Linked DNA regions of Homo sapiens: all the other regions are linked to region 1. Evidence: chromatin loops called from intact Hi-C (ENCODE). Cell type or tissue: Panc1. All regions are shown on one strand. Each heading gives the region's core, and the rest is flanking DNA. Links, peaks and the distances in the headings are about the cores only.

Region 1 (10,246 bases), core at 4,142-8,141:
TATGTGTTTGTAAGTATTTTTTATTATTTGCCTTTTAAGTTTTAATTTGTAGGTAGAATAGGTTCTTTCCTTTTAATGTTGTTACATCTCTCAATTTTTTCTTTCTGGTTTAGAAATTTTGTTTAGAAATGTCTCAAAATAATATAAATATTCACCTATATTTTCTACTAGTTCTTTCATGGTTTTATTTTTTACATTTAACTCTTTAGTTCCTCTGAAATTAATTTCAATATGTTGAATAAGGAAAAGACCTAACTTACTTTAAATGAAAATAGTTAAGCATTAAAGAACATTAACAATAAATCAAAAGACTGTTACCTCTAGAGTAGAGAAAGCAACTGAGAGGGGTACTATTGAGAGATTTAATTATGATGGCAATATAATTTCTTAAGATGGCTGGATACTGTTGTACAGGTCCATAAATTCTTTTTTAAAACCTTAGGACCTAATGTGTTTAAACTTAAGCATTTTGGAAATTTTTTAAAGATATTAAGGTAAATATTGTATATTACATAATACCCCCACCCAATGGGGACTAGGATAGCACCATATAATCAAACATGCTAATATTTCTGCAGCAAAACACAAAAATTCATGCTAAATAAAATAAGAAATTTGATAGCTTCATGTGATTTAGGTCATGAAACTATCTATAATCAATTGAGTTTTTAAATTATTATAGCTTTAGAATACAATATAATGTCTGACAGCCCACTTTGCCCCTTAGTAAAACTGTTTCTTTGCTTTCCTTACCAATATATTTTTTAAACGAATTTTACACTCACTGTCAAGTTAACCCCATGCCCAGGAAAATCCTTTTAGGATTCTAATTCAAATTTCAATAAGAAAAAAAGAATTAAAAGCATAAGGACTTGAAAGAAGAAAATAAAACTGTTATTACTTACAGATCATATGAGGAGTGTTTACATAGAAAACTCAAATTACATATAAATTATTAGAAATAACAGAAGAGCTTACTGAAGTAGTTAGATTTAAGATCAATAAGCAAAATGAGTTATCTAAGATAAGTGACTTTGCTATGCCAGGGACCAGACAAATGTGCCTAGCCTCCTTCCTGGACCTTAATCAGCCACACCAGGAAATAACCTTCATTCTTTGGTAGAAGACCCTCCACAACAACCAACGGTTTTTTTCTTTTGGCCTAGGTGGCATGCTACAAAGAATTTTATAGCAATGCCTTGAAATTCTATCATTCTACAATGATAGCTTTTATCCAGCAAGGAAACAGAAACATGAAGAGTCAAACTGAGTTTCTGTTTAAAAGAACCAGCTACTGATCACTGGTTCTGGTCCACATGTAGTTATCCCAATTAAAATATAACTTTAAAAGGGTAATCTTGGCTGGGCGTGGTGGCTCACGCCTGTAATCCCAGCACCTTGGGAGGCCGAGGCGGGCAGATCACGAGGTCAGGAGATCGAGACCATCCTGGCTAACACGGTGAAACCCCGTCTCTACTAAAAGTACAAAAAAAATTAGCCGGGCGTGGTGGTGGGCGCCTGTAGTCCCAGCTATTCGGGAGGCTGAGGCAGGAGAATGGCGTGAACCCAGGAGGCGGAGCTTGCAGTGAACCGAGATCGCACCACTGCACTCCAGCCTGGGCGACAGAGCGAGACTCCGCCTCAAAAAAAAAAGGGGGGGTGGGTATTGTTTTTAGCTAAAAAGCCATACTCTCAAGAATGTACGTTTCAGTATAAATTCCTTTCTAATTATACAAAAATCTTCACTACAAATATGTGTTCTATGTTATAATCCTTAATCCTTTAATCCTAATCAAAACCCCAACACAGGACGGAGAAACAGTATCTCTTAGAGCCTTCTTACTTTGAGTTTCTGGGCTTCTCCTCTCACTTTCAGCAGTTCAGTTATAGAGTCCACAAAGCCCTGGTAATGAAAGTTGCACATTTTCTCAATTTCTCGGTCGTGATTACGGATACGAGTTTCAAGCTTCTCCATGAAACGTCCATGTTCTTCACCATCATAAACAGACCTTTAAAAAAAAATGGCACGAAGATTATACCATGGTTACTTCTAAGAAGGAAAAACAAAATTATAAATCCAGAAGCAAATTTAGGGCACATAAGCCACAAAATAATCCAACTGTATATTAACATGCCTTATTGTTAAATGAGTATTTTTAAGGAAAATCGAAACTTTTGCTTTCTTATTCATTCCAAAATATTTGACTGCCTGACAGTATTTGTCACAAAATTCTCATCATAAAATTAAAAGACTGAATTACAACTCCCTTGTATCTTTCTTTTTCAATTTAACTAGTCTAGAAAAGCTCAATTTTAGTTAAATTCAACTATCCAATTGCTCCATGAGCATATTCAAGAAATTGAACACAGCTAGAGAAAAAACACACAGCTGTGCTGGCTAGACTCAGGGTAGCCATGTAACTACAAATCTAAATTAGGCAGTCAATATCGCTAGATAATTCTACTACAACCATTCCCCCATCTCACATCCCAGAAAAATCACTTTGTATTCTAAAGTACTTATGTGTGGGAACCTTACCTTGTCCTCTCCTCAAATGTTCATACCTTCAGCCTCAGCTGCTGATCTGACTATATACTTTACAGAAAAAAACAGGCACAAAGAACTACCTCCTCTTCCCTCATTAAAATCAACCAGTCTACTTTACATTTGTAGCTCCTACTCTCCACCCACCAGTAACGATAAAATAAGTGTTCCAAGCTCGTATCTACAATTCAGTCCCTCTTGCTGTCTCAAGAATTTTATTCCTGCAAGTTTTCCCATTTATCCCTCCTTGGTAACATATATTTCTCCCTCTTTACTAGATGATTCTCATGTGTATATAAACATAACTTTTATTTAAATATAATTGTTTTTATTTTTTTAATAAAAGATGAAGTCTCAATATGTTGGCCAGGTTGATCTTGAACTCCTGGCCTTGGACAGTCCTCACACCTTTGCCTCCCAAAGTGCTGAGATTACAGGCATGAGCCACCAAGCACAGCCTATACATGTCTTTTTAAATCCTGCCCTTAACTACACATCCCTCTTCCCTTCCCAGCAAAACTCCCTTCCACTTCCTCACTTCTTTGCCTTACTAAAGTATTCATTGTACTCCACCTAATAGCAGCATTTGATATGGTTTTATATTCTCTCCTTCTTTAAACACTCTCTCCAGTAGACTTCAATGATACCATACTAACATGTTTCTTAACCTCTCACTGATGTGCCTTCTCAATATCCATTCTCAGCTCCTCCTCCTCTATTACATTCCGAAGTATTCCTAAAATCTCTTCTCTTCTCCACCTGTGCTCTCTCATTAAGCGAAGCCATCTAATTCCATGGCTTTAAAATATCATCTCTGTAGTGCTGATTTCCTAATCTATAATTCAGAGCATTTCCCTGAGCACTAGATTCTAATATCCAGCTACTATTTAATTCCAATTGGGTTTTTAAAAGCCATCTCAGTATTTAACGTAGAAAAAAAAGTATTTATTACTAATGTATCTCCACTCCCATACCTGTTCCTCCTCAAATTTCCCAACCGCCTACCCATCCCATCACAGCTAAAGGCACACTATACAATTGCCCAAGCCAAAAATCTAGGAATGACTCCTAATCTATCTCCTTCCATCACATACCCTATCCAATACATTAATAAGTCCTGACAACTCAACCTCCGAAACATGTCTTAACATTTACCATATTCCACCATTTCCACTAAAACACGATCTAAATCTACATTACCACCACAATGGACCAATGCAACAGCCTCCTGACAGTCTCCATTCTGCACTTTCCATCTACTCCACCCCCTGCCCCAAAACAGACACTCCACACAGTAACAAAAATGATCAGAATTAAAATCTTGATTCTTTACTGCTGCCTGTAAGGCCCTACATAATGTAACCTCACATTACCTCTCTAACCTCATTTCTCTCCTTTCTCTAGTTCCCACCCAAATTCCCTTCCATCCTCTAAGTTCCAGCTACCCTGGCTTTTTTTAAAGCCTCTTCCCGCCTCAAGAATTTTGTTTTTGCAGTTCTTATACTAGTAATGCTCATCCCCTATACCTTTGAACAATCTCTTCCTCCTCACCGTCCATGATATGTTGTCTATCTCCGCCTCCCCACAACCCACCTCAACTAGATTGTAAGTTCAAGGGCAAGAATTTTGTCTGTCATACTGTACCTCTATAACAGTGCCAGACAGGTAGTAGACAATAAGTAAACATTCACTGAGTAAAGAATGACTAACACTATCTCTAAGGACTCTTTGATTTCTGACATTTGTTCAAGAAATACTCATTTGCTCATTGCCAACATTTTCTGGTTCTATAATCCTTTCTGGGTACTGGATCACTATGCTGATCCTCTGGATCAGAAACCACACCCCCCACAGGAGGTCAGTTCTACCACCCAAAACTCAGCAGTAGCCATAGATGAAAGGAATAGTCATGCACTGCATAATAATGTTTTAGTTAACGATGGACCACATATATAATGGTGGTCCCACTGTATTATCTAGTGAAGTCATAGGCTTTGTATTGTAGTGCAACACATTACCTTTTCTACATTTAGATATACAAATACTTACCAGTATGTTATAACTGCCTACAGTATTAAGTACAGCAACATACTGTACAGGTTTGCAGCCTAGTAGCAATAGGCTATACCATATAGCCTAGGTGTGTAGTAGACTATATACCATCTAGGCTTGTGTAAGTATACTCTATGATGTTCACACAACAACAAAATCACCTAATGACACATTTTTTAGAACATATCCTCTCTGCTAAGCAACATATGACTGTACATGTTTGGCTTCCAGTCAAGATTCTGAACACTTACTTCAGAAAAGGCAGAGCAATCTGGATTCATTCTCCTTCCTTTGAAATAAAGGGAGATTGTCAAATAAATTATAAACAATCTCTGCTTTGACAAGTAGGAAAACTGTAGAATAACCACTTGCCTGAAAAAGCTGTTTGGAATACATAAGAGAATCTACCGTTGACATTTCAAGTAATCTCAAATAAGCTTAACTTTTCCCCCTTTCAAAGGAAAGGAAAAGAAAGGTTTCCATGTAAAGATACTGATTTACCTTGACACTTGGAGAACGTGAAGAATCACCGAAAACTCCTCAATATAAATTGCATAAGCTGATATATTATTCAATAGTAGACAATCTCTTGGTTTCAAATTCAGTACACCCTGACTTGACTCAATATACTTCTAAGTTAAATGGCAAGTATAGTTCATTCTACTGGGTAAAACTTCTTTTCATTTCTTCCCTCCAGAGATCTACGGTAACGTCACAAAAGACAACCTCACAGAAAAGCAAATTCCAAAGTTAAGAAATGCAGAACTTATATTAATAATGCCTCCCTAGGCTCTCTGATCTTCCTATTTAAAGAAAAAAAAAATCAAAAACCTAAGAAAGGAAATGTGGATTTTAGCTGCCTGACTATGTGGCCTTCATCTTAGCACTGTAATTAGCTTGCTATATATAGGTCTTTGGCCAATCCAGTTAATCTCTCCGACCCTCAACTTTCTCATCTAGAAAATAGGAAGCAATCAATTACAATTCTCTTAAAAGTACTAGCTTAGCTTTAAGTATCTACAGTTCGCCTCCACTTTCAAGTTTAGTCAACAATGCTAAGATCATACATTTGTAGAATAGTATAAATAGGCAGTAGTTCAAAACAAGTTAATGGATCAGGGGTGGTGGCCCACACCTGTAATTCCAGCACTTTGGGAGGCCAAGATAGAGGGATTGCTTTGAGGCCAGGAGCTTGAAACCAGCCTGGTCAACATAGTGAGATCCCATTTCTTTAAAAAACAAAATAAAACACAAGTTAATAAAGTTTCTACCTGCTTATCACTACTCTCCATCTGTTACTCCTATCTTAGGACCATTATGATTGTAATATTCTCTTTAATTATTATGCAGAATAACATGAAAGGTTTGCAGTAGATCGCCAGAGTATTTTGAGAATTAAAAAAAAAGAAAGAATAAAACGTAAAACACCCATATTTAAAACAGGGGATAAAGACTATATTTAAAAGACTTTGTGTTCCATAGGTATGTTTCAGGAAATCCATGATTCCCAGATCCTAGGTGGATTTTGTATATATAGGTAGATGTACATATATGCATTTTTAAGAAAAAAAGTTTCCAATAGTTTCCATCTGGTTACCAAATAGGTTAAAAACCACAAATTTAAAGATTTTATTTCAAATTGTCTACCAAAGGAAGAGGCAATTATGACTGATCACTACCTAACAGTTCACCATGAATCAGCATTTCAAGCACATTTAAATATAACACTTTGCTAACCAACATATCCATCAGATATAAAAGGCTAAAAACAAAAATAAACAAGACTTAAACACTGAAAAGGTCAGAAATTTACTACTGAAGCTAATCTAATATCAGTAGTCAACAATGCAGTCGAACAAAGTGTGGCATTTTTTTCTTTTAATACCTTAAGGTAGAGAAAGACTGCCATCTAGTGATGGCCCTTTTCTAACATTCCTTGAAATGATGTGGCCTTACAAGTAAACAGGACCGCTTAAAAATCTAAAAACTATATTCCATAATACCTGTTGGTCAGAGACTTATAGCTGATTACTAAATGATATGTAAGGTACTCTAATGTTTAAATTTCCATTACTATTAGAAAGCAGGATCTTGAGAACAAAGGCATAGGTTTTTGACATGTCCAGGTTATGTTGCAGTTAAACAAGACAATCTATGGAATAAACTGCACCACTAGTTTAATTATTTGTGATAATCTCAATAATATTCTTAGTAAAGTATATACTTTACTATAGTACTTAGTAAAAGGCAAACAAGAAGAAATATATGGAAATTAACTAAACTTTTTATAGCCTAAATTTGACTCAACTAAATAAATGCTGCCATGTGGAGTCTGGTTTCCAAAAACCCCCAAATAAACCACCGGTTTGTGCAAAAAGTAAATTATTTATCCTCGTATAACTATCTGGTGCATAGCTCTAGATTTCATAATGATACTATATCCATAGCCCACCTAAATTTCATGTGCATATTAAGAGATCTTAATTTATAAAATGGCACTTGAGTAATTCTGTTGAACAAATATTTACCATTCACCTGTACCAAACCACTACAGGATTATATCACTTGCTTAGAGCCTATATTAATTCAAATTTGCTTGTCAAAGAAGGAGGAAAAATAATGTTATAAGCATTATTTCATTTAAATCCAATGCATCTTATAAATTAGACATTATTCCCATTTTATAAATGAGAAACCTGTAACCCAAGATGAAGCAACTTGCCAACTTCACATAGCTAGAAAGTGTCCTCTCTACTGCATCAGTCTATCTCTTTGAACAAGGAAAGCAAGCAGGTGGCATGGGCCCCCAAAATGTTAGTTGAAACAGGTCTTAGAGATGGAAGACAAAGCTCTCATTGTACACTCAAGGAAACTGAGGCCCAGGCAAGTTAAATGCCTTAATCAAAATTAATTGCTTGCTACGATACAATTAGGCCTGACCCCCAAAGAAAACAGAAAAAGCTAATGCAATATGAAGCCCAACACAAAGCTAAGTGGTTTAAAAAGAGAGAGAGAGAGACAAACTTCTACTTCAAGATGAGTAAGTTGCCTATTAGTTGTGCCTACACAACTATTCTCTTCTTCCTCCTATTGGAAGAGTCCCAATTCATTCTGATATTTCTGTCCTACCACAAAGGATAAATATTAATTAGTCTGTAAACCAATCATGGTAATTGCATTCTCTTTGTGAGTGACCAGTTAATATATGGTGGTCAGTGACACACTTATCTCACCAATGAGAAGGAAAATCTGGCAGTGAGGATCCAAGAAAAGGTTTTCTTTCCTGAAGCATTCAGGAAAAGAAACTGCTTTTCCTGCCTTAGACATTGTCCTGTGAAAGCATAATGTTTGAGGATGCAGTAACCATTCTGAAAAGGAAGAAGATATTGCCCAAAAAATCTTAGAATGGCAAAGGGGAAAATGGAAAACACTCGGCTCTTTGATAGTGATGCAATCCTGAAACAGCCCTATCTCCAAACATCATGTTATATGACTTAATAAATTTCCCATTGTTTAAGCCACTTTCCCTTGATATTCTGCTACTTGCAAAGGAAAGTATCCTAAATGATGCAACATTGTTCAGTCTTCAAAGGTAACAAGCAAATCAAAGAAACAACCAAGAGCAAGTCAGAGTCTACACACTTTACAAAGCAATCTTGTTCCCTGGACCTAGGCCATTCTTCTCCTTTTGCTTCTAGTTTAGTTAAGAGTAACTCCCATTTGCCTCTCAATTTTCAGCTTGCACCTTTTCTGGGAAACCTTCCCTAATCACATAGATTCTATTATGTGCTCCTCCTCGGTGATTATCATTTTTACAGAATTTATTAAACTATATCTGATTGTCCATTCACTTGCCAATCTCCCCATACTAGAATGCTAATCTCCTTGTGGGGAGAGACTATGTCTTACCCATTTTATCTCTACCTGCTGGCACACAGCCTGGCACAGAGGAGGTCCTCCATATAAGATGAAGATGGAAAAAGGTAGGAGACTAACTGATGAGGATTTCTAGTTGTTTCAGAGGTGGATGCAAAAGTGTATCCCATGATACAAAGCATTTCTGTTGAGATGTTTTCAGAACCACGGAGAACTTCAAGACACAATGAACTGAACATTTTGGTTTTTGTTTTTGATTAATTCAAGGAAAAATTCCAGAGTTTATTCTGGTCTTTTCTTTTTCATATATATGTTTTTAAACTTCTGTCATGGTTTTATTCCTCAAACATTTTCTTCTCATTAAGCTCCATAAAAGCATCATTAGTATTTTTGTTTATTCCAAATGTTAAAAATAAAGTGGAAAAACAGATTTGTGCATGATGTTGAAAGAGAAACTGCAGGAGGTCAAAAGGAGTTTAAAGTCCCTTCTCCTTACTTCAGTTTGTCTATCAGTTTAATTCCAACCTTAGTATTGTAATCTGGATGCTCTGGGTGCATAACGATGAAGGAGATCAATCAGATCATCATCAATGACAGGAGAAGCATATGCTAGTTAACATGAATTCTAACTGAACACTATACCCAAATATTTTTGTACTGCCACAGGAGATCAAATACATTCAAATCCTTTTTCCAGCTCTGAAGATACCAAGGTATCCAACTGGCTTCACACAAAGATAGCCCATATAACCAAAAGAATGCTGTGATGCAGATTTCTCTCAAGGCAGGAAGGGAACCCCAATGATGGCTATTTCCAGAGGAATAAAAGCAGGGTGGAGCAGCTTCAACTGACACCTAGCCAAAGGGCCTACTAAAACCTGGTTTTGGTTAAATACCACAGGAAAGTGGAGAAGGGGGAATTGTCCCAAAACATCAGTCAAATCAACAACAGACTATTAGGAAATAAACTAATGAAAACAAGGAAACTCCAAATTAAGAACATAGAGACTGCCATAATTGCTACTATGATAATGTCACACTATTAGAACAAGTAATCACCAACAGTAACTGAAGATATAAAGGCAAAACAGGATTATTAGTGGCTTCACTTTGTCCTTTGTATCTATTTGTGTTAGGTGCAAAAAGATTTTATTTCATTGTATCTTTCAGTGGTGGTCATGAAATCTGGCAGATAAAAGTTAGATCATGAATGTTGCTGCTAATTATAAGATAAGATATAAAAAAGTACCTCTACAGCCTGGTGATACTTATTGACTCTAACCTAGAAAACTGCTGAAAGCAGAGTACTAATACAGTTGTTTAGGAGTTATAATACACTTGGTAGGTTAGCTCTGGTCTCACTGCATGTAATTCAGTGTGTTAAGTTTAACACTTAAACATGTGATGTTGGAGCTAGATGAAATGACCAGTTCACTTAGTATCTATCATCAACATAATGAGTCTGAATCTAGGGCATGTTGATAAAACTCTTCCAGATTCTTTACAAAAGATATTCAGTAGCAGGGTGGTGCAAAAGTAATTGCGGTTTTGCCATTACTTTTAATTTTTGCCATTAAAGCGGAAAGTAATTGCAGTTTTGCCACTACTTTTAATGTTTGCCATTAAAAAAATCACAAAACTGCAATTACTTTTGCACCACCCTACATATTTAATTAAATAATTACTCTGAAGACATATGCAAATATTAAGAGACTGTGTATTAAGTATTGAAACATGATTCTACTGAGAGAAAAAAGAAAAATGAATAATTTT
Region 2 (10,246 bases), core at 2,154-6,153, 130 kb before region 1:
AGATACCACAGCCAAGAGGTGAAATTTAATACCCTCCACCACCATGCCCCATGCCACCACCTTAAGCATGGGCTGCATTTAGCGGTCCACTTTCAAGGAATAAAGCCAAAAACGGAAAACTCCGCAGTGAAGAAACCTGACAAACACCACCTTCCTTGTGATGAAAGTTCACATCACCAGTGAGTGATGTCATGTAGATATCATGAATTCCCTGATGTGATATGATTAAAAGGGCACTTCATTTCTGTGGTATCCTTTTCAAAAATCCATATCCCACTCTAATAATAAGAAAAGCACCAGATAAACCCAGAGTGGGAGACATGCACCAGTACCTCCCAAGACTTGTTAAGGTGGCCAGGTGTGGTGGCTCACACCTGTAATCCCAGCACTTTGGAAAGCCAAGGCAGGTGGATCACATGAGGACAGGAGTTCAAGACCAGCCTGGCCAAATAGCAAAACCGCGTCTCTACTAAAAAATACAAAAAATTAGCCGGGCATGGTGGCACATGCCTATAATCCCAGCTACTCATGAGGCTGAGGCACGAGAATCACTTGAACCCAGGAGGCGGCAGCGAGCCGAGATCGTGCCACTGCACTCCAGTCCCAGGAAAAGAGCAAGACTGTCTCAAAAAAAAAAACAAAAAAAGGCTTGTCAAGGTCATGAAAAACAAGGAAAGATTTAGAAACCATTACAGACCTAAAGAGACTGACAAGACATGATAACTAAATAATGTGCTACCCTGGACTGGATCCTGAAACAAAAAGAGAGTATTAGTAGAAAAACTGGTGAAATACAAATGAATCTAGACTTTAGTTAGTAGTGATGTGCCAGTACTAATTTCTCAGTTTTGACAAATGTAAATGTAAGATGTTAACAATATGGGAACTGGTTGAGGAGGATATAGGAACACTTCATATTATCTTTGAAATTTTTCTGTGAATCTAAAATTTCTTCCCCCAAATCATAGTTGCATAAATAAATAAATAAATAAATAGTCTAGCTAAATGTTTAACAGTAGGAGAGTTGGTAAACAAACTAAGGTACAACTACATCATGGGACATAGTTCTGAAGCTGTCAGAAATAAAGAAATTATATGATAAAAGTTTATTTTATATAACAGTTTAAATGTAAAAATCAGAATTAAAAACCATATACATAGTATGATCTAAATCTTATAAAACGTACATACACAACTATACTGACAAAAAAGCATAGAAAGAAGACTATAAATTAAACAATAAATATTTCACATTAAAAATTATCATCTTGGGGCCAGGCGTGGTGGCCCACGCCTGTAATCCCAGCACTTTGGAAGCCTGAGGCGGGTGGATCACTTGAGGCCGTAGACTAGCCTGGGCAACATGGCAAAAACTGTCTCTACTAAAAATTTAAAAATTAGCCAGGCGTGGAGGAGCACACCTGTAGTCCCAGCTACTCGGAAGGCTGAGGCACGAGAATGGTTTGAGCTCAGGAGGCAGAGGTTGCAGTGAGCTGAGATCACACCACTGCACTCCAGCCTGGGCAACAGAGCGAGACTCTGTCTCAAAAAAAAAAAGAAAAAATCATCTTGGTGCACCAAGTATGATAAACACTACTGTGCCTTAGCAGCAAAAACTTCAATTCTATGATTCTCCTTTAAAGTTTGTATAAAGGTAGTATCCTAAGTGAGGCAGATGCTGGTCTTTGCCTATCCATTATCAATTCCCTCCTTCTCCCATAATAACAGAATTCCAATCTTGCTAGAAGTGGCAGTGCGCTTAAGTAAAAAAAAAAATCACATTTTGAGATGTATACAAAAGTCATCAGGTGAGGTTTCTACGAATGCTCTTCAAAAGGGGAAAGACAACTCAGCTTTTGCTTCCTGTTTTCTCCTTTTCTTCTTGCTAGAGATAGAACCACCATCTTAAAATTATGGGAGGATAAAGCATCAGGTTAAAAGCTACAACTGGATTTGCGTGCCTGAGCAGAAAGACAGAAGAGGCCTGGGACCCAACTAGCATCATACTACTGCTTCATCAGCCCTAGATGACTGCCTACCTCCCTATACTTCCTTACAAGACAAAATAAACTCCGTATTTGTTTAAGCCCCACTGTTTCAAGTTTTCTCTTGTAAGCACATGTATGCATTCCAAACATTACAGAACTGATGTCTGTACTCAAAAAAGTTTCTTATTGGATGTCTTTAAAGAACAAAATACATTTTTAAGAAAATCATGCAGCTAGCTCAGTAGCATTTGGGGTTTTTTTAAGCTACAACAAATGTCAGCTTCAATTTTCTGGGATGGGTGAGAGAGGAATCATTGCATCATTATAAGGGCGTAAAAAGTCTAAGGATAAACAACTGAAGATATTTTAATGATGATAAAATCAGAGTTAAATATTTCGATGTATTTTTTGACTTAATGATCAGTGTTCATATAACAAAACATTTTATTAAGCAGGCATTTGCTGGGTGGAGTTCATTTGGAGTGAAAAAAGTAATAAAACAAGATCTTGTCTTCAAACAGGGTCATAATCATCCTTTAAATGTTTGTAAACTATCTTAACAAAATGAAACAAGAAAGGAAACAAAAACTATTTTCACTTTTTTTAAGCCTATAGTCAGTTATAATAAACAACAACAATAAAAAACTGGGGGGAAAACTCCAATGCCCAGATAAGGAAGTTAATTGAATTAATGAAAAATATTATATATTCATTAAAATAATATGGAGACTGTGAAAATGCAATAAAAAGCCCAAAAACTTTAAACAAAAATACAGAACAAAAATAATATGCATAGACTCTTATAGTTATACAAAAACAAAGTATAAATCAGACAGGGTCATAAAATCTAAAATAAGGAATGGTTTGCCATTTTTTCTTCATATTTCACCAAATATTACTTAATATCAAATGATAAAACAGATTATGAAACTAGCAACATATATATTGAAATCTTCCCACTGCAAAATACACAAAGTACTGGATAAACAGAAAGACACTTGAATTTCATATGTAAGCATGCATGGAAGCAAAAAAAAAAAAATCTAAAAGGTCCAAAATTAGAGGATCGTGGAGAAAAAATATCTTAGTGGCCTATAGCTGGGGTCAGGAAACTATGGCCCACAAGCCAAATCTGGCCTATAGTCAGTAAGCTTAGTTTTTAAATCCTTAAATGATTGAAAATAAAAAAGTTGTCTTGACAAATGAAAATTCTATGAAATTCAAATTTCAGTGTATAAAAATAAATTTTTTTTGCAACACAGCCATGTTCATTCATGTTAGTATTATCTACAGCTGCTTTCCACAAACCACAAAAGCACAGTTGGATAGTGGTAACAGAGACTATATGATCTGTAAAGTCTAAAACATTCTCTATCTGGCCGTTTATGGAAAAACGGTTTGTCAACTCTTGGCCTAGAGCTTCATTTTTAATGAATACACAAAGGGAATAGGAATTAGCGCCTCTGGCTTATGCAAGGCAAGGGATCAAACTGGAAATGCTGTTAGAAAGGCACTAACAACAAAAGGACTAGACATTTAATAAAAAATGAAGTAGAGAATATATATCCCACAAAATCATAGTGTACAGACACATGACTGCTTTGACAATGACTCTTCATGAAACAGGGGCAGGGCAGGGAACCAGGAGATAAAGAGGGGAATTTCCTTAAGCATTTATGGACACTGAACAGCCTGTATATGGATCTGGAGCTCAAGAAACACTAACTTAAGAATTTAATTTAAATTGGACTCAAGTAATCAGTGGTCCCCACCTCCCAATCACCTGACTGACGCTAATACAAATTTTCTCAGAAGGACCATAGCATCAACAAATAAACTTCCAAATAAACTTTGGAACTTCCAAATAATAACAACAACAAATCATAAGAGTAATTAATTATATTTCTAGTAATGGAGAGCTAGGTTACTCAAACCAGCACTTCTGCTTAAAACAAGTAAAAACGTTAGCTAAAATATTCAAAACATAAAGTCAAAAGCACTGAAATGCTAATAAACTACTGCAGAACTACAAGGACAAATTCTAGGAGAAAGCTCATACCCAAAGAAGTAGGGAGAATACTAAAACACTAAAGACAATCCTGAACTGAGGGCATTTGCCAATTACAATCCAGAAAGAGGGGTTCACTTTGGAGCTTGAAAAGAGGAGGGCAGAAGTGAAAACTCCATCCAAGATGATCCTCAGGAGTCTTATAAGAAATTCCCTGCCACACAGAGCTCCAACAGACTACACCATAGAAGTAAGAATATACCATAACTAAATCTCCAACTAGAGAGGAATGCAAGGAAGCTTCCCTTGGTGCAGAGCAGAACAAAATATTTAAATGGGGGAGGGAGGAGGTAAGGAAAGAAAAACAAAAACAAGATGCTGGAAAAGCTGTGCTCATATCTAAGACTTCATAAGGTTGTACTAGAGATAAAGACCATCTAATATTAAGATTCAGACATCTAATAACAAAGCTTCAATATAAATAAAACAAAAAGTGAAAGTAAACACACTGATATAATATACATATCAACTATTATATAAATAATTTTATATATGAAATCATACTATGCAACTTTCAGGTCATGAATCTTACATTACTATTTCTCATTTCTAGGACTATGCCATCTTCAAAAGTCCAACTTCAGTTTGTTAGAAGGAAAATTTTAGACGAATTAAAATTAACAGAGTTCAACTGAGCAAAGAACAAATTGCATTATCGGCCTAACCCCCAAACCAGAATAGGTTCAGAGCTACTCCAGGGCTGTCACATGGTCAAGTAACATTTATGGTCAAAAAAAGAAAGTAACATACAGAAAATAGAAGTGACTCTAACACATTAATCACGTTTGCGGTAATGCTGATATTAAAAAAAAAAAAAAAAACCACTGTGTGGCCAGGCACATAAAAGTAAAGCACAAACAATTATGTATAGTATGTAATGTTTAATAATGATAATAAAGAACCACATTACTGGTTAATGGATGTACTATACTATACTTTTTATCATTATTTTAGAGTATAGTCCTACTTATTTTAAAAAATCAGTTAACTGTAAAGCAGCCTCAGGCAAGTCCTTCAGGAGGTATTCCAGAAGAAGGCATGGTTATTATAGAAGACATCATACATGTTATTTCCTCAAAGACCTTCCAGTGAAACAAAATGTGAAGGTGGAAAACAGCAATCTTGATGATCCTGACCCTATGTAGGCCCATACTAATATACATGTTTGTGTCTTAGGTTTTTAAAATTTTTCAATGTAAACCAAAATAAACACAAATTTTAAAAATAGAAAAAAGCTTATAAAATAAGCATATAAAAATACCTTTATACAGCTATACAAAATGTTTAAGTATTATTAGAAAAGAGTCAAAATCTATATGTTGAAAACTAGAAGACACCAATGAAAGAAGATGAAGAAGATACAAATAAAAGATATCCCATGTTCATGGATTAATATTGTTAAAATGGACGTACTACCCAAAGTGACCTAGAGATTTAATGCAGTCTGTATCAAAATACCAATGACATTCTTCACAAAAATAGAAAAAAAAATTCTGAAATTCATATAAGAGCAAAAAAAAGACCTTAATAGTCAAAGCAAACCTGAGCAAAAAGAACAAAAGCTGGAGACATGACACTACCTAACTTCAAAATATACTACTAAGCTATAGTAACCAAGTGAGCAGGGTATGTGCATAAAAACAAATACACAGACTACTGGAACAGAACAGAGAACTCAGAAATAAATTCACATAACTACAGTGTATTAGTCTGTTTCCATGGCTGGGGAGGCTTCACATTCATTGCTGAAGGCAAGAAGGAACAAGTCACGTCTTACATGGATGGCAGCAGGCAAAGAGAGAGCTTGTGCAGGGAAGCTCTAGTTTTTAAAACCATCAGATCTTGTGAGACTTACTCACTATCAAGAGAACAGCATGGGAAAGACCCGCCTCCATGATTCAATTATCCCCCACCGAGTCCCTCCCACAACACATGGGAATTATGGAGGCTACAAGATGAGATCTGGGTGGGGACACAGAGCCAAACCATATCATTCCAATCCAGCCCCTCCCAAATTTCATGTCTTCACATTTCAAAACCAATCATGCCTTCCCAACAGTCTCCCAAAGTCTTTACTCATTTCAGCATTAACTCAAAAGTCCACTGGCCAAAATCTCATCTGAGACAAGGCAAGTCCCTCCTGCCTATGAGCCCATAAAATCAAAAGCAAGTTAGTTACTTCCTAGATACAGTGGGGATACAGGCATTGGGTGAATACAGCCATTCCAAATGAGAGAAATTGGCCAAAACAAAGAGGCTACAGACTCCATGCAAACACAAAATCCAGTGGGGCAGTCAAATCTTAAAGCTCCAAAATGATCTCCTTTGACTCCATGTCTCGCATCCAGGTCACTCTAATGCCAGAAGTGGGCTCCCACGGCCTTGGGCAGCTCCACCTCTGTGGCTTTGCAGGGTATAGCCCCCCTCCTGGCTGCTTTCACAGGCTGGTGTTGAGTGTCTGTGGCTTTTCTAGGAGCATGGTGCAAGCTGTGGGTGGATCCACAATTCTGGGGTCTGGAGGATGGTGGCCCTTTTCTCACAGCTCCACTAGGTGGTGTCCCAGTAGGGACTCTGTGTGGGGGCTCTGACCCCACATTTCCCTTCCACACTGCCTTAGCAGAGGTTCTCCATGAGGGACCCACCCCTGCAGCAAACTTCTGCCTGGGCATCCAGGTATTTTCATACTTTCTCTGAAATCTAGGCAGAGGGTCCCCAAAGCTCAAATCTTTTTTCTTTTTTTTTTTTTTTTTTTTTTGAGGCAGGAGTCTTGCTCTGTCACCCAGGCTGGAGTGCAAAGGCGCGATCTCAGCTCACTGAAACCTCCACTGCCCAGGTTCAAGCAATTCTCCTGCCTCCACCTCCAGATTACAGGTGCCCACCACACCATGCCCTGCTAATTTTTGTATTTTTTGTAGAGATGGGGTTTCAGCAGGTTGGCCACAGTGGTCTCAAATTCCCAACCTCAAGTGATCAGCCTGCCTCAGCCGCCCAAAGTGCTAGGATTACAGGCTTGAGCCACCGCGCCCGGCCAAGACCCTGTAGAGTTCTAATCTTTGCTACAGACTCTCAACAGATGGTTCAACAAGTTTTACAGGAATAATACAAAAAAACAATTCATGAGAGACTATTTTTTTAGACCCTGTTTCACCCCATTCGGGAGGTCTATGATTGCCTCTTAGTTGTTCAGTAAGACATCTTAGTTGTTCAGTAAGTTCATCTTGACTAAAAGTGGGGACTGATAATGTTGAAATTTACCTGAGCCCTCCACTCCTAGAAAAGAGGAAAGATTAAGAAATCCCTTCGGCCAGGTCCAATGGCTCACACCTGTAATCCCAGCACTTTGGGAGATAGAGGGGGGTGGATCACCTGAGGTCAGGAGTTCAAGACCAGTCTGGCCAACATGGTGAAACCCTGTCTCTACTAAAAATACAAAAATTAGCTGGACTTGGTGGCAGATGCCTGTAATCTCAGCCACTTGGGAGGCTGAGACAGGAGAATCGTTTGAACCCAGGAGGCGGAGGTTGCAGTAAGCCGAAATCGCACCATTGCACTCCAGCCTGGGTGACGAGAGTGAAACTCCATCTCAAAAAAAAGAAAAGAAAAGAAAAGAAATCCCTTCATATTATTGTGTTCTGAGAAAAAGCTAACCACAAAGGACAATGACATCTTCACATATTCCAAAATAAGACCCACCTATACCCTTCTTCAATGACTCCTTTTTTCATATAGCACCCCAAGATTTCCCTTCTTGAGATATTCTTCATTAATGAACATTCTCCCTATTGTAATAGCCTGAATAAAATCATCTGTCTAATGTATTTGTCTTTCACAGCAATTCGTTAGTGCCTATTAAAGCATTCCTTATGAGCCTGCAATACCATGTCTATCAAGGAAATATTAACATGAATGGAAAAAAAGATGGATGTGGTACATGTTGCTGCTTGCTTAACCTACATCCATTCCTCTACACTCATCCCCTTCTTAACCTGAAATTCTCAATTAAGATTTCATCCTCTTCCATTCAACCAGGGTAATTCTGGAAACTAACCCTACTCTCAGCACCCTGCTAAGTACAAAGGTAATCCCAACTCCTTACCATACTCATTGGTTCTGAGACCCAAGTCTCAGCCAATTAGCAACTGAAATTCCCTTGATAACAGGAACTGATTTAGGAATTAGCATGTGACTTAATCTAGGCCAACCGAGTAAAATAGTGTTGCTAATGAACAACTGGAAGAGAAGCTTTGTTGCTCTTAAAGGAAAGCCAACAGAAAAGCTGTTGAACAACAGAAAAGCTCTTCTTGAGGTTGCAGCTACGAGACCTGGAAATGTTACAGCCATTCTCCTACCACATGGAAAGCCAGCCTAAGAACAAAGACAGAGAAATACACAGCCAGAGAGAGAGAGAGAGAGAGAGAGAGAGAGATTAAGTTGGACCCACTGGATCAAACCAACATAGATCACATCTTCCTGTATGAAACAATGACCCAATCATTTCCTTTTTTGATTAAAAGAGTCGAGTTGGGTTTTCTTATATTGTTTTACTGGCAAAAGCATTATACCTAATTACAAAAATAAAGATTGTTCATGGCAGCATTTCCCATGGATTGTCCATCCATTAAAAAAATGGAAAAAGAGAAAAAAATTTGAGACATTCATAGACAGGATAACATATGAGTAACTTATAATACAGTAGAAAATTAAGTGTATTTTAAAAAGAATGAGGAGGAGGGAGAACAGGATGGCAGATAAAAGGCAGCCAGGAAACACCACTACCAAGAAGACAGACCAAAGTATGGAATAAACCACCATAATTTGGGCAGATCTTTGAAGAGAAAACATCAAGAATAGTGAGAGAGTCAGCACCAAAGTCGAGATTGAAGAGGGGGAAATCTGGAAGCCCTGAATGATACCTGAATACCTCTAATGGCTCCTATGAAAAGGGTAAGTGAGGGAACTGAGGGACAGCTCACTCTCACAACAGACTTCTGGGATCCTAGCAACAGGAGACTCTGCATCCCTGATTGATGTGTGAGCTAGCAGGGGGATCTCCCCAGGGAGCAGGCAGAGACAGGCTTTCAGATGACACAGAGCCTGGGAGCTTCTGTGTGCTGGGCAGCTCTGGTGGAGAGTGGCCATAGATACCCATCCCCTAGGACTTCCCATATCCCTCTGGCAGGCACTGCCCCAACTGACCTCTGATGAAGAACAGAGAAAGGACGGCTTCCCCGCAGGACTGGGGTGCATCCATTCTGCAAGTCCTCCTGCTCACTAACCCAAGCCAGACTGAGGTGCATCTATTCCTCCCAGTCCTTCGAGGAAGCTGGCCTCACTATCTTCTGGGTCAGAGGTCAGTGCCTCCCAAAGGGATATGGGCAGCCTCTGCAGCCCAGGCTGAGTGTGTTGCTATGTCTAAGTAATTTCCCAGTGACCCAGGAGCCACAACAGATCCTCCAGCCCAGCTGGAACCCGACTTCAAGCCACAGGATGCAGTGGGGATGTTGTGGGTGGTGGGGGGCAGGGAAGAGCATCAGGAAGAATGGCTAATAGATGCTGGGCTTAATACCTAGGTGATGGGATGATCTATGCAGCAAACCACCATGCACACATTTACCTATGTAACAAACCTGCACATCCTGCACTTGTAACCCTGAACTTAAAATAAAAATAAAAGAAATTTAAATAAGAAATTTAAATAAAAGAAATTTAAATAATTTTAAATTTAAATTTTAAATTTAAATTTAAAAGACCTCAAACTATTAAAATGCTACAAGAAAACCTAGTTAATACCTTGCTCAATATCCGCCTTGGCAAAGAATTTTTGGCAAAGTCCACAAAAGCAATTACAACAAAAAATATAAATTGAAAACCGGAAGCAAGTTAAACTAAAGAGCTTCCATACAGCAAAAGAAACTATCAACAAAATAAACAGAAAACCTACAGAATGGAAGAAAATATTCATAAACTATGCATTTGACAAATGTCTAAAATCCAGAATCTATAAGGAACTCAAATCAACAAGCAAAAGACAAATAACCCGATTAAAAATGGGTGAAGGATATGAACAGACACTTCTCAAAAGAAGAAATATAAGCAACCAACAAAAATATGAAAAAAATGCTCATCATCACTGATCATCCGAGAAACGCAAATCAAAACCACAATGAGATACCATCTTATACCAGTCAGA
Region 3 (10,246 bases), core at 2,898-6,897, 820 kb before region 1:
ATTGACATGCTAACCCTAACATTTATATGGAAAAGCAAGAGAACTAGAATAGTCAAAATAATTTTGAAAAACAAAGCTGAAAGACTCAGACTACCTGATTTTAAGACTGTGGTACTGGTAAAATGATAGGTACTAAGATCAATAGGACACACTAGAATCTAGAAATGGACCCTCACATATATGGCTTATTGATTTTTGACAAAGGATAAAAAACAATTCACTAGAAAAAGCATACTCTTTTCAACAAATGGTGCTAAAGTAATTGGACATCACAGGAAAAAAAAATTTCAGTCTATACCTTACTCTATACAAAAATTAACTACAAATGTACCATATACATTAAGGTAAATTCTAAAACTATAAAACCTGTAGAAAAATACTTTGGAAGAAATCTTTTTGACTTGGGGTTTGGCAAAGCTATGACCTAAAAATCATAATTCATTCAAGAAAAAAAATTGATAAATTGGGCTTCCTTGAAATAAAAACTTCTGCTTTTCAAAAAACACAATTTTAAAAAACAAAAAGACACAACACATTTGGGAGAAAATATTTTAAAACACAGATGTAATAAAGAATTTGCATGCAAAATATAAAAGTAACTCTTAGAACTTAATAGGAAGACAATTAGCCCAATTTAAAAATGTACAAATGATTTAAACACTTAACCAAAGAGGATACATGGATAGCAAATAAGCACATGAAAGGATGCTCAACACCATTAATCATTAGGAAAAATATAAATTAAAACCACAATGTGATACCACTACACCCCTAAAATGGCTAATGTTAAAAAAGTTGACAATACCAAATGCTACTGAGGGATGTGAGTAATTGGAACTTTCAAACATTGCCAGTGGAAATGCAAAATAGTACAGCCTCTTATGAAAACAGTTTGGCAGTTTCTTATAAAGTTAAACATACTCTTACTATATACACATGACTCAGTAATTCTACTCCTAGGAATTTACCCAAGAAAAATAAAAACATATGTTCACCCAAATGAGTGGTATGTAAATTTTCATGAGTTTTATTCATAATAGTCCCAAACTGGAAGTAACCCAAAAGTTTATCAACTAGTGAATGGATATACAAATTATATCTATACAATGGAATACTACACAGCAATAAAAAGGAATGCAATATAGTTGTCCCTTCTTAATCATGGTTCTGCATCTGTGGATTCAATCAACTATGGACTGAAAATATTTGGAAAGAAAAATAGATGGTTGCATCTGTACTGAACATTTACAGACTTTTTTCTTATCATTATTCCCTAAATGATACAATATATTACATAGCATTTACATTGTATTTGGTATAAGTAATTTAGAGATGATTTAGAGTATATGGGAGAATGTGCATAGCTTAAATGCAAATACTACCTCATTTTATATCAGGGACTTGAGCATCCATGGATTTTGATACCCATGGGGGATCCTGAAGCAATCTTCTAGGGATGCCAAGGGATGATTGTATTGATACATGCAACAACATGAATGAATCTCAAAAGCATTATATACAAAGCGAGAGAAGCCACACATGAAAAGCTACATGCTATCTGATTCCACTTATTTGATGATATGGTTCGCATTTGTGTCCCCACCCAAATCTCATGTCAAATTCTAATCCCCAGTGTTGGAGAAGGGACCTGGTAGGAGGTGATTGGATCATGAGGGCAGACCTCCCCCTTGCTGTTCTCGTGCTAGTGTGTGAGTTCTCACGAGATCTGGTTGTTTAAAAGTGTGATACCTAGGCCAGGCATGGTGGCTCACGCCTGTAATCCCAGCCCTTTGGGAGGCTGAGGTGGGTGGATCACCTGAGGTCAGGAGTTCGAGACCCACCTGGCCAACATGGCGAAACCCCATCTCTACTAAAAATACAAAAAATTAGCTGGGCGTGGTGGTGAGTGCCTTTAATTCCAGCTACTTGGAAGGCTGAGGCAGGAGAATTGCTTGAACCTGGGAGGCAGAGGTTGCAGTGAGCAGAGATTGCGCCATAGCACTCTAGCCTGAGCAGCAAGAGCAAGACACCGTCAAAAAAAAAAAAAAAAAAAAGTGTGGTACCTCCCCCTGCTCTCTCTTCCTCCTTCTCCAGCCACATAGGATGTGCTTGCTTCCCCTTTGCCTTCTGCCATTAATATAAGTGTCCTGAGGCCTCCCCAGCCACGTTTCCTGTACAGACTGCAGAACCATGAGTCAATTAAACCTCTTTTATTTATAAATTCCCCAGTCTCAGGTAGTTCTTTACAGCAATGTGAGAATGGGCTAATACATTTGACATTCTGGAAAAGGCAAAGCTATAGGAATAGAAATCATCTAGTTCTCCCCAAGTTCACAAGCATAAATATTCTCCATGTTAATTCCTTCCATGCAAATAAACTCACACAAAAACAAATTTGTGTGGGAAAAACTCAGATTCAAGCTTTCCCATCTTAACATTCAGAGGGATGTTTATTACCCATGTTATTTATAATAGACATTTAAAATAAAAGTTCGGCAGACAAGAAGGCAGGCATCCAATTATGTTATAGAAAATGTTAATGACCCAGGGAGATGTTTATGTCAGAATAGGAAAAATAGAAACACTAATAGCTCACAACTATGGACTGGCCACTGCACAATAGGCAGCCCTCTAGATACTTTCTATGTGTTACACCGTTTCATCCTGGCAACTACTATATCATTATTGCTGTTATTGTTTTGTCAATTTCAGATGAGGGACCGGAGGTTTAGGAAGTTGATGAAACATGCCAGCAAGTAAGTGGTGGGGCTGAGATTTGAACTCACGTAGTCTACTAGACTCAAAACTCTAACCATTACACTTTACTGTTTTCTATTCTGCATGGCTTTAAATCTGTACTTACACACACACACACACACACACACACAACATAGGCCTAGAAGCAATTGTACCAAAATGTTAACAAGTTACCTCTGAGTGGGAGTTATAGGTAGCTTTTCTTTTATTTTGCTTCTCTATGCTTTTAGATTTGTACAAAAGACAAAGAGTATGATGTTTATAATGAAGAAATCATATATGTGGTTTAAATAGCTGAAGACACAGTCTTGTCTCAAAAGTTGCATACTCAAGAGACATTACATTCCAAGACCAGAGCTTAGTCCCTGTAAAACAAGTATGTCACCCTAAGGAGGACTTGCACCCCCCCAGCTCTACCCTCTTCTCTCCAGTCCCCCCACCTCAGGAGTCTAGGATGAGCAGAAGCACTGTCTCCAGAGAAAAGCCTTCCAGTGCCTCTGCCAGGCATGCTGGATGGCAGCCGGAGAGAGTCTAGGAAAGTCTAGCTCCCCCTGAGTCTGATGCCACTAGGGCTGGCCCTGGGTCCTCAGCTGGGCACAGGCAGCAAAGACCCAGGTCTCCCACTCCTGAGGATGGGGTGGCCAGATGATAAAGGACATGGAGTCATGAGGCAGTGGTGGCAACAGTTAATAGAAATAAGAAAAGACCTGTTTGATTAAGCCACGTCTTTCCTTCCCAGACCCCCTTTTCTCTCCCTGGGCTGTATTCAAACCCCATTGCATTTGGAGGGAAATCCAACCCATGTGTTTCTGATTCATTTACACTTAACTCATCAAAATCCTGTTTTGAAAGAGGCCATTGGATGGTCTACAAAGTCTGAGCAAAGCTCCCTGCCGCCGCGGGCTGGTTGTGGACTCACCAAATACCCCTTCTAATCCACCAGGCCTGTGGGCAGGCTCTGCACCACAGTGAAGGCTGTCTGAGTGTCTGCTCCCCAGCCTCGGCCCCCTTGGAGCCCTCCCTCACCGCCTTCTGCCTCTTTGAGAACTCCCAGGCTGCCTGCGAGGGTCTGGAAAACTCACACATCCCTGAGGGACAGGCACAAAACATGCCACCCTTCCTGGGCCAAAGCTATGTTTAAAATGAACTTGTAAAGCAAATGCTGAACCCAAAAGAGGGAGGCTCATGGTGAGATCACAGGCATGGGTGGTGCATTTCAGGGGCCTGCAGAGGCCTCCATCACAGTAGGATGCTGTGCTCATCTTAGAGATAAGTGATGGGAGAGATGAGCAGTTGCCTTGTTGCCCAGGACTGTCTCCCACCCAGAGTCAGAACCTAAGTTATTTCTCAGCCTCGGACCTTCTTGGATTGGATTTGAAAGAGAAGTCAGTCTTCCCTCAAGAGCAGGACACCTAGTTCCCATCTTTGGGGCTTGGCAAATTTTCATGGGTCTGTGTGGGGTGGTGTCAGCTACTGGTGCAAAGGCAAGTTCTCCCAGGCAGACATTTGGAAGTCATTAAGCCAAAATATGGTTGACTCAGATACAAAGCATGCCAGAGCTAGAAAAGACCTTGGAGAACTTTGTGGTCCAGCCCCCATGCTTACAGATCAGTCCCCATGAGATCCCCCTCCAGAAGGAGTTGGAGTAAGCCAAGCTCCTCCAACTTGCTGTGTTGGGAGAGCATGGGGTGTGGTCAGGAGAGACAGGAAGTTTGGGTCCCCTCCAAGCAAGGCCTAAGATGAAACACATGGGAACCAAGAATGGAACTAAAAGAGTGAGGACCTAGGTCCTTCCATGTGACCATTACAATGGGCTTTGACTTCGGGGCAACCCCTTCCTTGCGTTGTTCCCTTTGCCCCGTGGTTACTGGAGGGACAAATCTTCAGAACTTGCTAAGAGGGTGTATGCAGTTGGGAACCAGAAGGCAAGCAGTGCTCTGTGGGAAGCTGAGGGGGACACCAGAGGCTGACTGAAACAAGAGGGTAGATGGATGAATAATAACAGAACTGTTTACTGGGGGTCCTTCAACCGTGGAGCTCAGAGAGGTTCAGTAATTTTTCCCATATCACACAGCTACTAAGTGTTGGCACCAGAGTCCAAATCTACATCATCCTGGCTCTAAAAGTCATGCAACCAAATAAATAGTCAGGGGATGGGAGCACAGAGGGGGAAAGAAAGCTAGACATGGCTCTGTGCTCACTGTTGTGCAGGGTTGATACTCAAGGAAGCTCCCAGAAGGAGGTGCTGTGTGCAGGGTCTGGAAGGAGAGGAGCAGCAAGGCTTATGGTGGAGGGGAGGAGGATGGTCCAAATGGAGGGATCAGGTGGGAGCCAGTTGAGGCGCAGCTGCTCTGGGCACTAATGGCATGTGGTGGTTGCACCTGGAACCTACCAGCAGGTGGCAGTATTTCAGAACAAGAAGAGCGTCAAGTCGGTTAGGATAGTGATAGAAAGTAGAGATGCTGAGCTCTTAGCGTGTATTCCAGGCATTGTCGTAAACATATTATACAGAGCATTTCATTGAAGCTGCACGACAACTCTTTGAGATAGGTACTATTATTAGCCTCATTTTCCACATGAGAAGGGTTTAGTAAGGGTTTAGTAAGAGAAGGGTTTAGTACGTTGCTCAAGGCCTCAGAGGCAGGAAATACTGGAACCAAGATTCTTACCAGGCAGTCTAAACCCAGGCCTAAGTCTCTGTAGTTGTAACATCATAACTCAACTGATAGGCAGATACTGCATTTCTACCATGCATTTAGCATTGCACTGGGCTAGGGACTCAAAAGAGATCTAGACAATATCCTTGCTCCTGGGGCCCAGCCAGCTGATTTGGGTTTTACAAATCAATGATTCTAAGCCTCATAATGATTGACAATAGGTACATGCAGGGCAGCAGGTGGTGGGGCTGAGCAATGACCAGAGTCCTCAGACCCGGACTCAAAGCCTGGCTCCTCCACTTGCTGGCTGGGTGGCCTTGGGTATGTTCATTGATGTCAGAGGGCCTCAGTTTTTTCATCCATCTATAATTGGGTATAATATTGACCTCATGAGGATGAAATGTGAGAACACATGTAGAGAATTAGGCATGGAGTAGATCATGTGTTTTACCAAAATGACAGCAAATATCAAATACAAAAGGCAATGGGAGCCTAGAGGAGCAGTCTTGAAGTGAGTTTCCAAGACTGAGCAGTTTGGCTGACAGAGGAGGGTGAGGAGTGCAGCCTAGGAGGGAAACACTGACAAGCCATGGAGATTAACAGGCCATGATGCCTGAAAAAACACGAGCAGGGAGGAAAGGAGCTCAGTGAGCACCCTGGAATTCCATGGAACCAGGCACTGCCATGGGCTCAAGGACTGGGAAACATCACCTTCAGAGGGTTTCAAAACGAGCTGGATTTAAACAAGCAAGCAGATGGCACCAAGCACTCCATCAGCACACGGTCATTCAACCAGCATCTCATGGGCCCACTAAGTGCCAACCACGCTTCTTGAGTTGGTCCAGCCTGGGCTTTTCTTCCTGCACTGTAGGGGTGTCTCTGCAGTTGCTCAGAGCACTGTCTTCCCCTCAACTGGACCCAACATGCTCCGGCCCCTGCTCTGCCCAGAACGTCTGTGAGCAACCTGGTTCTTGTCAGAAGTTCCTGACAAGCTCTGCAAAATCCAGCCCTCTTGTGACTCCACCAGACATACCCCCAGGGGAAGAAAGGGTACCCCACCAGGGCAGGAGGTGGCAAGACAGTCTCTGCCCCCCGGGAGGGGTGAGTCATTCAGGGAGGATGCCTGCCTCAGGCACTGTGGGAGATGAGGAGGAGCCCCGTGTATCTGCAAGCACAGGGTCACCTGAGGGCGTGCAGAGCTGGAAGAAGCTGAGGCATTCAGGCAGCAGGGCCTGTGCCTCCTCTCCGCCTCCATTTCTGACTTCCAAGTCTTCAGAAGCGACAGCTAGGACATCCTCTGGCTCCCCTCCAGCCACACTGTGCCTCCCGCACACACACCTCCCTCTGATTCTAGCCCTCCTTCTCGAGATATGGCAGGAACTAAGGCCAGTGGCTCTTCAGGGTGGATGGGGGTTGACACGAGGGTGCATCTGGCTCTGGTGCTATCTGCACAGAGGTGCGTTCCTTCCCTAGGCCCCCCACTCACACCCAGAAACATGATCATTCATTCCATCATACACCCAGCTGGGGCTGGGGGAGGCCATGACAGGTGGGCCAGCAGGGGTGGTGGGGATGGGGCGCCGCGATCTTCTCCCAACCCCCTCAAAAGACAGATATGTCCCCTCTGAACATGCTGGGGGAGATTATTTTAACAAGCACTTTTGTACCAGGAAATCAGTGTGTTTAACCTAACAAGCAAAGAACAGCCCAGCGGGGCCCATAAATCTAGTTCCCACCTATTAATTTTACGGCCTACATAAAGCAGTGTTGAAGTCCAAAGTATATGTGACCTAAAAAGGCATTGCTCATTCTGACACATATACGACGTGGCCAGGACTCGAACCCTGACCCTGACCCTCACTCCAGGAAGCCAGCTCCCAAGCCTTACAGAGTGCAGAGGCTCATGCTGCAGAAACCCACCCAGGCTCCTTGTGAAAGAACAGGACAGCTGGAGGCAACAACTGTGGAGAGGGCTGGAGGACGTGGGCACCGCTGAGGCTGGGTTAGTGAGGACACCCTGCTAGAGACCCCAACCGCTCCCAGGGCTGACGTGTACAGTAGTGCAGGTTGGTCACTGCCCAAAGGCACCCAGATGAGAGGACAAGTGGAGGCTGAAATCTAACCTGCACCTGATGTACCATGCCTATCCCACAGGGACAGGGCTGCTTCTGTCCAGAGAGGGGCCTTTTAAAAAATCCATGCAAAGGTACTATACAGATTGTCAGCTCCCTTGGATAAATCTCGATCCCCATTCTAACTGTTTCAAATATTGACCCCTAACCAGTGACTCACTGTACTCCCAAACCAATTACATGCCCTCCCACCAGGGAAATCCATGACCACTGTCGACGCCTAACATCAGTTCCATGGGATAATCCCCAACCCCAAGCATGATTTAATAGGGTCACCCACCATGCAGTGACCACAACTGGGCTACTCTGGCCGCCCATAGCAACGGCACATTGATCCCCACAAAGTCATTAGGACAAGAACAACCTCAAAGCTAAGCCAGCTCAATTCCATGCTGATACTACAATAGAAGAAACAAGCTGAGGAACCTGAATGCCAGCGACCCACTTACTACACCCCTGGCCACATGCCGATTTCCCAACCCCGAGTGCACAGCAGTGCTCAGTACCTGCTGTTTTGCCCCTTTAGACTTATGCCCCACCCTCCTCCACCCTGTCTGTACCCAGGAGGCTGACCTCCAGGAGGTACCCCGCACCTCCCCTGCCCTCTAGCTCAGCTGGGGTTCCCAAATGGAAGCCCCTACTAGTGAGCTAAGGCAGGGAGCCCCCACTTCAGAGGCTCGTGCTCTCTGTCAGGGCTTTTGCTTTATCTCCAGGAGTCATGTGGAATTCATGCTCCACAGTCTGTCTTTGTTAGCTTTACCACTGAAGTGTCTTTCTGAGGTTAGGTTCCCGGGAGGAAGCCTGAGACAAGGGTGTGAGAGCAAGTCCTTGTACTTGGGGCTGTGATCCCAGGAAACAACACAAGGCAGTGGCGCTGTGAGCTGGGGAAGGAAGGAAGCCCACCCCAGGTAGATAAATGAGCAAGAGACGATTGCAGGCAAGGCACTCAGGCAGGCTAAGGCCCTGCAGCCGGGGTATTTATCTACCAATTCCTGCCTGTCTTCGTGTTGGCCTATCGCTGGGCATTGGCATCAGGCCGTTCCGGCTTGCTCAGTGCGGACTGAGCCTGCTCCCCCAGCCAACACCCTCAGACAGAGTCACAGGTGCTGCGGCACAAAGCTGTCAGCATATTAAGGATGGTGAGGACCAAGGGTGTGTGGGCAGTAGCATTTGCTGCACTGTTTTTGCCCAAATATTCAAGTAAGTTCGATCATTGGGTCCCCTGGTTTCTGCATTCCCTAAGAAGCCCCATTTAAGAAGGTCCGTTCCCAGGACTTCCCACTCGAAACCAAGTACTGACTCCATAAACTCCCTTTCCACCAATTCCTACAGCCCATTCTCACCCTTGTGTCACAGCGACAGTGACCTCCAACCCCTCTGCATGTGGAACCCTGGCCCAGGTTGTTGGCTCATTCTGACTCAGCCTCCAAGTGTCTGTTTATGAGACTTCCTTCCTCTAGGAGTCATCCTTGAGAGACTCCTCATGCACCCTTTCCCCAACTTCATCCATACCCTAACCCCTCCAACTGAACCTCAAACACTCACTACCTAATCCCCAAACACACACTGCCTACCCCAAATCTGGCTGTACCCTGACCCTCAAACCTATGAACACAATAAGCAAACACCCTCACACTGCAAGCACAGCTGCACCTCGAATCCTCAATCACAAGTGACCCCAAATCATGCTGATCCCCCAATTCCAACTACACACTGATGCCTCAGTTTCATCCCTAACCACACACTGGCCCAAGACACAACCACATTGGAACATTTAGCCACGTGTTTCTCTCTGAACTCAGTCACACATGGCGATGCCCCAACCCCTAATACACACCGGCTCCCTGTCCCAGACAACACACACGCAAACCCTCTCAATTCTAGAAGACACTGATCCACCAAGCCCCAGCTGTTTGCCAGCTGCCCAACCACAGGCCGACCCCAATCTCAATCATGGCCTGTCACTCCCATCTCCAGCCTCCCATGGATCCTAACCCCCCTAATTAGAGCCCCTGGCACAGACACCCCAAGCTAAACACTCACTGACTCCATGAACCTTAACCAAACAATGACCTCAATCCCAGCCAACCCAAGACCTTAAAACAAGGCCACACCCTTAACTCTAGAACTTCACCTCATACGAAGACTTACCAAGCCTTACCAAAGCTGATTCACCAAACTTCACCTCAGACCAACCCTCAGTGTCTCAAGCTTACACTGATCTTCAAACCCCATCCATGCCCTAACCTCCAGCCCAAGTCTACCTAACAAAGACATGTCAACCCTGAAGCCAAATGTCACACTAATGCTCAACCTGGCTACAAGCAGAACACCCCGTGCCAAACCTCACTGCCCCTCCACTTAAAGAGAGGGCACTCTGATGGCAGCCCTAAGCTTGCCCACGGTTCACCGATCCCCTAGCCACATTGAACCCCCAGCTACACTGGGCCTTCAAGTCCTGTACACACACCAACCCACCACAAAACATGCCCAGCCCAACCTTATTCAGTGCCCTTCAATCTCACCCACACCTCAAGGAACCTTTGATTCCATTCTCACAGAGACTACCCAAGTTGAACTGCACCCTTCTTCTCTAGCACAGCTTCACCCCAGGGACCCCGTGACCCCACACAAGCCCCCACCACCACCACAGGGATCATGTTCAAAGGGGGACATCTGCAGCCTCAGTGGTCAGCAGCA

Evidence for each region. A loop is a pair of places that touch in the nucleus more often than their neighbours do. Peaks named below come from ENCODE experiments on the same cell type or tissue, not always from the same donor. Only the 100,000 strongest peaks of a DNase experiment are listed, where the experiment ranks them.
Region 2: a loop joins it to region 1, with 2.4 times the contacts of the local background. A loop is called at or near these places in 12 of 110 quality-filtered maps.
Region 3: it touches region 1 in a loop (5-fold over the local background); 56 of 110 quality-filtered maps call a loop at or near these places.

What each region holds. Positions count from the first base shown.
Region 1 is chr2:72,739,461-72,749,706 of GRCh38, forward strand. EXOC6B (exocyst complex component 6B) reads right to left here. Exons shown (of 22, transcript NM_015189.3): 2 at 1,844-2,009. Among named protein-coding and RNA genes, the nearest start is that of EXOC6B, 81 kb to the right of the region's middle. In Panc1, for the core only: CTCF peaks have their summits at 6,518 (motif pointing left) and 6,726; a DNase peak (open chromatin) is centred at 6,471; H3K27ac peaks cover 805 bases.
Region 2 is chr2:72,610,729-72,620,974 of GRCh38, forward strand. All of the region lies in intron 6 of EXOC6B (exocyst complex component 6B), which reads right to left. Among named protein-coding and RNA genes, the nearest start is that of EXOC6B, 210 kb to the right of the region's middle. In Panc1, for the core only: no CTCF peak of the experiment used is centred there; no DNase peak of the experiment used is centred there.
Region 3 is chr2:71,918,980-71,929,225 of GRCh38, forward strand. No RefSeq gene overlaps it. Among named protein-coding and RNA genes, the nearest start is that of CYP26B1, 220 kb to the right of the region's middle. In Panc1, for the core only: CTCF peaks have their summits at 5,147 (motif pointing right) and 5,424; a DNase peak (open chromatin) is centred at 5,192.